2 separate regions of the Homo sapiens genome follow, and region 1 is linked to region 2. Evidence: read pairs that join two places in POLR2A ChIA-PET (ENCODE). Cell type or tissue: HCT116. All regions are shown on one strand. Links, peaks and the distances in the headings refer to the core of each region. The heading gives the core; the rest is flanking DNA. Region 1 overlaps SFXN2 (sideroflexin 2). Region 2 overlaps SUFU (SUFU negative regulator of hedgehog signaling).

What was found. ChIA-PET counts read pairs that join two places held together with the same protein. Peaks named below come from ENCODE experiments on the same cell type or tissue, not always from the same donor. Only the 100,000 strongest peaks of a DNase experiment are listed, where the experiment ranks them.
Region 1: POLR2A ChIA-PET joins it to region 2 with 7 read pairs; 27 of 35 experiments call an interaction of 5 or more read pairs at or near these places.

What each region holds. Positions count from the first base shown.
Region 1 is chr10:102,718,457-102,722,840 of GRCh38, reverse strand. The region is part of intron 1 of SFXN2 (sideroflexin 2); the gene reads right to left. Among named protein-coding and RNA genes, the nearest start is that of SFXN2, 6.0 kb to the right of the region's middle. In HCT116, for the core only: no CTCF peak of the experiment used is centred there; no DNase peak of the experiment used is centred there.
Region 2 is chr10:102,627,960-102,632,343 of GRCh38, reverse strand. SUFU (SUFU negative regulator of hedgehog signaling) reads right to left here. Exons shown (of 12, transcript NM_016169.4): 12 at 1-2,278. The coding sequence ends at 2,189. Among named protein-coding and RNA genes, the nearest start is that of TRIM8-DT, 13 kb to the left of the region's middle. RefSeq lists enhancers at 1-36, 37-784, 2,438-2,732, 3,343-3,885. In HCT116, for the core only: no CTCF peak of the experiment used is centred there; a DNase peak (open chromatin) is centred at 2,479; H3K4me3 peaks cover 1,766 bases; H3K27ac peaks cover 3,048 bases.

The DNA.
Region 1 (4,384 bases), core at 121-4,120, 91 kb before region 2:
GGGATGGTTCACACCTATAATCCCAGCACTTTGGCAGGCCAAGGCAGGAGCATCGCTTGAGCCCAGGAGTTTGAGACCAGTCTGGGCAACAGAGTGAGACCCTGTCTCTATAAAAATTAAAAAAGAAAAAAACATAGCCAGGCGTGGTTGCATGTGCCTGTGGTCCCAGCTACTTGGGAGGCTGAGGTGCGGGGACTGCTTGAGTCTGGGAGGCTAAGGCTAAGCCTGCAGTGAACTGTGATCGTGCCACTGCACTCCAGCCTGCACGACAGAGTGAGACCCTGTCTGGGAAAAAACACTAACAAACAAACAAATAAAAATCTTTATTTCTCTTATTCTGAACTGTTAACAGTTAACAAACAGATACGTTTGTTTAAAACAATAGTAGCAACAATGTATTTGGTGATTACAGTTTATGGATCAGAGAAATCCATGACAGCAGTAATATCAAGGACAGGAGGGGAGAATTGGGAGGACTCCATTCTAAGGTACTTGCACACTCCATGCAGTGGTATAGTGTTATTTGAAAGTGGATTTGGATTAGTCATAAATGTACATTGCAGACTCCTGGGCAACCACTAAAAAGGTTTTCAAAAGAAGTATAATTGATATGCTAAGAGAGGAGAGAAAATGGAGTCATACAAAAAAAGCTGACGCTTTTAAATGTTTGCCTGAAAGCTTCAGGGAGTCATTGAAAGACTTTAAGAAGAAGAGTGACAAGATCAGATATGTAGTTTACTAAGAACAAACTGGGTAGTCATGAGAATAAACAGGATGTGGATGGACCTCACGGGATGCAGGGAGACCAGCTGGACGAGAACCCCAGTAATCCAGGCAAGAAGAGGTAGGGCTCAAATGAACCCACGTGCACTCAGAGGAGAGACCAACAGGAGAGAATCTTTCAAAGAAGCGGAATGTTAAGGTCTGCTAAGCAATAGGTATAAGAGGAACATTTTATCAGTCAAGGTTCAACCAGAGAAGCAGAATCAGTAGATTACAGACAGACAGACAGGTAGATACCAAAACATAACATGGGGCAACATGGAGTTCCTCTAACTCCTGAGCTCAAGCAATCTGCCTGCCTTGGCCTCCCAAAGTGCCAGGATTACAGGTGTGTGCCACTGCACCTGGCTATGACACACACATATACATATTTTATATATTTCTAAAATATATTTGTATACTATAATATATATTTTCTAAATATATAAATTATATAACTATATAAATATATAATTTTTTAAATTTATAGATATAGCAACATATATTTATAATATATAAATTTATATATACATTTATTTATATAGACATGAATTACGTTTAAATATAACATATAAAAATAATATATAAACATAAATAATTCATATAGCTATATAAAATCATATATAAATATATAACTTTATATGTTATAAATATATGTTGATCTATCTATATAGATTTTATAATTTTTTCTTCTTTTTTTAGGCAGGGTCTCAGCTGGTTGCCCAGGGTAGAGTGGAGTGGTGCAATCATAGCTCACTGTAATCTCAAACTCCTGGGCTCAAGGAATCCTCCCATCTCATCCTCCCTAAGTGCTGGGATTACAGGCATGCACCACTCCTGGCCTAAATATATATAATGCTGACGTAATATAATATTGATAAAATATAGAAATTGATTTATCACAAGGAATTAGCGAATTGGCTCACATAACTGTGGCTGTTGGCTAGGCAATCCTGAAGTCAGCAGGGCAGGCGGCCAGCAACAGACCATCCCAGGGGAGAGGGAGCAACGCGGGTAATGGCTCAGAGTCCAGAACCTCAGAGGGGGTTCAGGGGTGTTCTAGCCCTCCTTTAAAGGGCTTCCACCTGATTAGGTCAGGCCACCCAGGATAATCTCCCTTTTGATTAACTTAAAGCCAAACAATTGAGGAATTTAATTAGGTCTGCAAAATCCCCTCACAGCAGCACCTAGATTACTGTTTGTCTGAAGAGCTGGAAGATGGTGTGTGTGTGCTCCTGGGTAGCCACTATAACTGGAATATACCAGAGAGGGAATCCCGGGAGTCTTGCTTAGCTTAGCCAAGTTGACACATGACAAATATCCAGAGTGATACCTAGGGTTTCTGACTTGGGCGATAGGTGCTAACAGGGAGAGCACAGAAAAATTGGCTTTGAGGGAGAAAATATTAATAGTAAGCTTGATTTCTGCATGTTAAGTTTCAAATACCATGGGATTTTTTTTTTTTTTTGAGACAGGGTCTTGCTCTGTTGCCCAGGTGGGAGTACAGTGGTATGATCATGGCTCACTACTCCAGCCTCCACCTCCCAGGCTCAAACGATCCTCTGACCTTAGCCTCTCAAGTAGCTGGGACCACAGGCATGTGCCAACATGCCCGGCTAGTTTTTGTATTTTTTGTAGAGACAGGGTCTCCCTATGTTGCTAGGCTGGTCTCAACTCCTGAGCTCAAGGGATCTACCTGCCTCAGCCTCCCAAAGTGCTGGGATTACAGGAGTGAGCTACCAGCCCCGGTCCTGCCATGGGTTTTTTTTTTTTTTTTTTTTTTTTTTGAGAGGGAGTCTTGCTCTGTCACCCAGACTGGAGTGCAGTGGTGCGATCTCGGCTCACTGCAACGTCCACCTCCTGGGTTCAAGCAATTCTCCTGCCTCAGCCTCCTGAGTAGCTGGGATTACAGGTGCGTGCCACCACACCCAGCTAATTGTTTGTATTTTTAGTAGAGACGCGGTTTCACCGTGTTAGCCAGGATGGTCTCGATCTCCTGACCTCGTGACCCATTACCCGCGTCGGCCTCCCCAAGTGTTGGGATTACAGGCGTGAGCCACCAAGCCCGGCCGGGATTTTCTTAAATGCAATAGGCCTCTTCCTGTCTCAGGTCCTTTCCAAACACAATACTCAAAAGCTAGTCTTTCCTCTCTTCACTAAATAGTACCTATTTGTCCTTTTATTTTTTTGTACAAATAATTTTCAGATTTACTTCTATAGCTTCTACTACTAGGTCATTTTGTTTTTTTCTTGGAAATAGCACCTTAGCTAAGTTAAATAATTCACCTGTGAAGTGAGGTGGTATGTTCATTTTGCTCACGACTGTCACCCCAGTGCCTAGCACAATATTCAAGTATTTGCTGAATAAGAAGTTCATCAGCCTGTGGGTATTCAGGCTTGAAAGGAAACAGAGGTCAGAGCTAGAAGGAAAAAACTGAGTCAGCAGCATCGAGGTGATTTACGATAAAGTTTTCCAGTGAGAACACACAGAATGGGAAGAGGAGAGAGCTGAGGACAAACCCTGAAAAATCAGGACATTTAAGAAGCCAAGGCCGGGCACAGTGGCTCACACCTGTAATCCCAGCACTTTGGGAGGCCGAGGCGGGTGGATCACCTGAGGTCAGGGGTTTGAGACCAGGCTGGCCAAGATGGTGAAACCCCATCTCTAATAAAAAAAAAAAATACAAAAATTAGCTGGGCGTGGTGGCAGGCACCTATCATCCTAGCTATTCAGGAGGCTGAGGCACAAGAATTGATTGAACCCAGGAGGCGGAGGTTGCAGTGAGCCGAGATTGTGCCACTGTACTCCAGCCTGGGCAACAGAGTGAGACTCTGTCTCAAAAAAAAAGAAGCTGAGGCCGGGCACGGTGGCTCATGCCTGTAACCCCAGTGCTTTGGAAGGCTGAGGCGGGCGGATCACGAGGTCAGGAGTTTGAGACCAGCCTGGCTAACATGGTGAAACCCTGTCTCTACTAAAAATACAAAAAATTAGCCGGGCGTGGTGGCAGGCGCCTGTAATCCCAGCTACTTGGGAGGCTGAGGCAGGAGAATCACTTGAACCCGGGAGGTGAAGGTTGCAGCGAGCCGAGATGGCGCCACTGCACTCCATCTTGGCAACATAGCAAGACCCTGTCTCAAAAAAAAAAAAAAAAAAAAAAAAGAAGCCGAGAAAAGGAAGCCCCCAAAGATGGGAAGAACCACCAGAAAGAAGAGAGAAAGGAGGTGGAGACAGGCACAGGCCTGTAATCCCAGCACTTTGGGAGGCCAGGAGTTCAAGTTCAAGAAAGGAGGCAGAAGGGACAGTGTTGGGGAAGGAAGAGCAGTGGTCAATTTTTAGATTTTTCGTTAAGGCGGAAGAGACATCAGGAAGCTGATATGCTGGAGGTACGCCATTTCCTAAGAGGAAAGACCAGGAACAAGAGGAGAGGCTCAATATGGAGTATCCACAGCGCCCTGGCCTGGCCCCGATGCTTCTCTGAAGCGGCAATCTCCAGAGAAGTCAGAAGGCAGACAGAAAGAGTCCACTGCCAAAACAGACTTCCCCTCTCCCTGCCACCTGGCCTCCTGCAGGCTGCTTCAAAGACCAAAGGCATTTATCTCAGTCCCAGCTGAAGCAAGAGTG
Region 2 (4,384 bases), core at 279-4,278:
TCATCATCTCGGAGCTCACCCACTTCCTCCTGCCTTACCCTGCTCCCCCAGAACAGGGCCACCATGCTGGCTGGTGTCTACCTTCAGTCCACAAAGACCCTCCAGGTCTGGGGCAGGTTGCTGACCAGGTGCTTCACAAACTAATGACAAAGCTTAGCTCAGAAAATGCCCCATCCCCACCCAACCAACGATGGAGGCACCCAGCAGATGGAAGTACGGCGAACTGCAGCAGGGAGCCCTCAGGCAGGTCCCGAGCAAGAGAGAGTTCAGGGAGAGGCTGGTCATGGTGGCAAGGAATGGAGGCGAACTGATGGCACCTCTCTGCCTGTGAAATGTCAGAAACAAGAGCTTCACAGGCAGGGCTGCTGTGGTGGGGGAAGGCCAGTAGGGCTCCCTCTGGTAAGTCCTCAGGGCAGTAGAGGCACAGCTGCCGACATCAGGTCCCGAGTGGCTTGCATCTTGGCTGGCGGGGATCTGCAGCCAGTCTCTCCCAAATACTCCAGGCTGATATGCCTTTTAACTCTGAGCTTGATGGAATTAACCAGATAGCCCTGGGGATGTGTAGAGGAGGCCAGGCCTAGTGGCTCCATGGAGGTCCAACTCCTGCTCCCTGGAGAACCCAGCTGGTGCCCTCATACCCCTGGGGGCAGCTCTTTGGCTGGATCTCTCATCAGTGGAGTCCTGCACCCTGTGGGCACTCCTGTGGCATCCCTGCTGGTGCCTGTGTGTGCAGCAGAGGCAGATGGGAGCAATGAGGAGCCCTGCATTGTCATGACTTTGCTTTGAAGAGGTGTAAAGAGTGATCTTGAAGTATTGTAACAGTCCCATCCCTAGAGTTGGGGGTAAGAAGGCAGGAAAGGGGCTTGCTGGTTCCAGGTCAGGCGTGGGAGATAACCCGAGAGGAACTCCAAAACCATGGGCTAGAGATAGGCTGGCTTCTGGAAGGCAAACTGTGAGATCTGCAGTACTGGGGGTGAGGGGCTGAGGACCACGAGAGGCCAGGATGCCAGAAAGGAGAGGGATTAGGAGTGGAGAATGAAAGATAGGGCATGAATGGATACAGGGAGGATGGGAGGGCAGCAGAGAGCAGTGTTAGCAAAACCAAAGTGAAAGAGATGTTAAGAGGTGGATTTTTCAATTTTAGTAAGGCAGCCCTACAGCCTGAAGGCTGGGAGGCCCAGGGACTGAGGAAATGGGACAGGACTGGTTACAGAGCTGGAGACCCAGGCCCTGAATGACAGTGGGGATGGTGTGTGATGTGCTGAACCTCACCCTCTCCCAGGTAGGCCTGGTTGGGTGGAAAAGGCCTAGAAGATGAGGCTGGGGTCACCAAGTCTTTGAGACCCATTCACTTGGAAAACAGTAGCACCCCTCCCTGGCCCCAGCTAAACTAGGCTCAAAGCTGCACAAGGGAGTGTCTCTACTCTCCCCCTGCCCCGGGCTCCACCAGGCCCAGCTGGGAAGAAAAGCCTCTCTGTGCAGCCGGCTCCTCCAGGGCTCTGGGCTGGCAGGCGAACACCAAGCACCTTCTCTGGTGGCAGCCCAGGGAGAGATACAGCCCTAGGCCTCTGTCAGAGAATGCGAAAGTTCAACGGGGAATGAAGTTCTGTTTAAAAAACATTATATACATGGCTTCTGGACATCTTTGCAGAGCAATAAAATACCACCCGGTTTCTACAAAATAAAATAAGGAAGAAGAAAACCAAACATGATCAGAGGAATTGTTCCGCGGCCAGAGGAGCTTGAGTAGCAAAGGCTTCCAGAGATGAGCTGGGAAGTGCATCCACTCGCTCTGCATCTGGCTGTCCGCCTCCCTCCTGCTGGGCTGTGCGGCAGGGGGTAGGTGAGAAAGAGGGCTGTCTCCACCTAGGGGCACAGCCAGGGTCCAGAGTCAAACCTCAAACCAGAATCTGTGCAGGCTGCAGGCAGGGAGGGTCCGCATTTGCCCACTCACTGGCCTGATGGGTCACAAGGCTTAGCCAGCGGCGGGGTGCGGCCCCTGAGCTGGAGGTGAGGTGGAGGGCCTGTGGCCTGTGCATGGCACCCCACTGGGCTGCGGGGTGGCACTGCGCAGTCTTCCTCACACTTGTCCTTTTATTTGTGGAGATCTCGTTGACACAACTGTTACACTGGAAGTCACTGGGGAGCAGCTGGGCTCCCTGCTGGCCACTGCAGGGCCCAGCCCAGGCTAGTGTAGCGGACTGTCGAACACCACGTCAGGCAGGATGGAGACCTTCAGCTTCTTTTCAGGCCAGCTGTACTCTTTGGGAAGTTTGAACTGTGGAGGGAGCAAGCACAGACCAGGAGTGTGAGTGGTTAGCAGAATACACCGTGGTCTTTCCAGAGATTGCCCAGGCCTGTCCCCGGGGAGCTAGGGATAGGACAGGCCGCGGGAGGCGTGGCTTCATTCTCAAATGCTAGACCCAGGTGGCAGGCTGGGCTCAAACGGCTGGAGTTGGTGACCCCTTCTTTCCCCACGGCCTGTCAATAATGAGGCAGGTTGGAGGAGGGCGTTTTCTCCTCCTTTCTCCACTAAGCTGACCTCCCTCTTGCTCACTTCCTTGGTTCTGCCTCTGGCCACAGGCATGTAAAGAATCTGCTCCCTGAGGCCCTGGGGCTGGAGGATGGGGGCTGGGGGAGGGTCTGGAGGCTATGGGGAAGTGGCCTGAGCTCTGTCACTGCCATGGCCTCTCTTTCAGAGGCTAGTGCAGGAAGAACCCTGGAACCTGTCCTCTGTATACTTGGCCAAAGGCTCCAAAGGGAAGGAGGCCCCAGTTCGGCCCCAAAGTCAGAACCACACTTGCGGCCTTGGTGGGAGCAGAAGAGTGGGACAAGTGTGGTTTGAGGTGATCCCTTGGGCCTGAGAGGGGCCAATCCCCACCCTGCTCCCTGTATTCATTCGCACCACTTCCCAGGGTTACCAGCCTCAGAGTGGTCCCAGTGGTGGCCAAGGAGAGCCAAATGTCTCCCACCCCATCCCAGGATACACTGATTTGCCTACAGTTCTGTTTCTCCCATTCACCTGGGAGTTTCTGGTAGGGGAAGGGGAAGAGGCTGATGCCTCTTATTCCCTCTTTACTGTAGAACTTTGCATGCAGTCTGGCACACAGATGGAGCTCAATAAATGCTCACTGCCTGGGACTGATACCGGAACTTAGACACAGGGTCTGTCTTTTCTTTTTCTTTTGAGACGGAGTTTCGCTCTTGTTGCCCAGGCTGGAGTGCAATGGCGCGATCTCGGCTCACTGCAACTTTTGCTTCCCGGGTTCAAGCGATTCTCGTGCCTCAGCCTCCCGAGTAGCTGAGATTACAGGCATGCACCACCAAGCCCGGCTAATTATTGTATTATTAGTAGAGATGGGTTTTCTCCATGTTGGTCAGGCTGGTCTCAAATTCCCGACCTCAGGTGATCCACCTGCCTCGGCCTCCCAAAGTGCTGGGATTACAGACATGAGTCACTGCGCCCGGCCCAGGGTCTGTCTTTTCTAATTTGGCTAGGCCGGAAGTCAGGGCAGGGTGGAAAGGAGAGAACAGTGTTCTCAGCCTGCCTCGGTCTGGGGCTGGAGGCAGACGAGCCTGACCCTTCCTGGCTGCCTCCCTCTTCGCTCCCTCTGCTGGGGGACTGTCTCTGCCAGGACCAAAGTGGCGAGTGAGGCAGGGTGTAGGGACAGCCTCTGGACAGAAAAGGAAAAAAAGAAAAAAGTCATTTTTAGTGACCTACTTTCCTCTGCTCCCCCAGGCTTCTGTCCCTCTTGCCTGGACTGTCCCCCTCCTACCCCCAAGCTCAAAGCAGCAGCCTGGCACAGCGCCATCCCAGTGCGACAAGGCCTCTCCGGAAGCGCTTCTGGGCAGCTGGCTCTGGTCTGACTGAATGGGGAGCTGGGACTCAGGGACCAGTGACTTGTGGGGGTTGATTGGCTGGCATGGACTGGGTGCTTGATGGCTTTGGAATATATAAATGAACAAATTTCTCAAGCTGCATCCCAGAGGACAGAGGAGACCCTGCTCTATTGAGGTGACCCTGGCTCTGGGGAGTTCCTGTCCAACTGGAGACCTGGACTGGACGGTCCCGCCCTGTGCACTCCCCTCAGCTTCCTAAACACCAGAGGCCTGTGTCCTGGCTGTTGCAGCCCAGGGAGCCCTGGAAGCTGGAAGCTCCAGCCCTGGCTGGAACCTAGCTCCCGCCTGGCCTCCCTCTTGGTAGAAAGCCTGGCCCCTGGGAGGCGAAGGAGTTCTCCCCCAAGCACATTTCCTGGCAGACAGGACAAGGGAAGGGTCTGCCTCTGCCACAGGCAGGGCAGGGCCCAGGAGAGCTCTCCAGAGGCCCGGCCAGCCTGCTAGAGTTCACTAACCCATGGGGCACTGGGGCCAGGAAAGCTCCCAT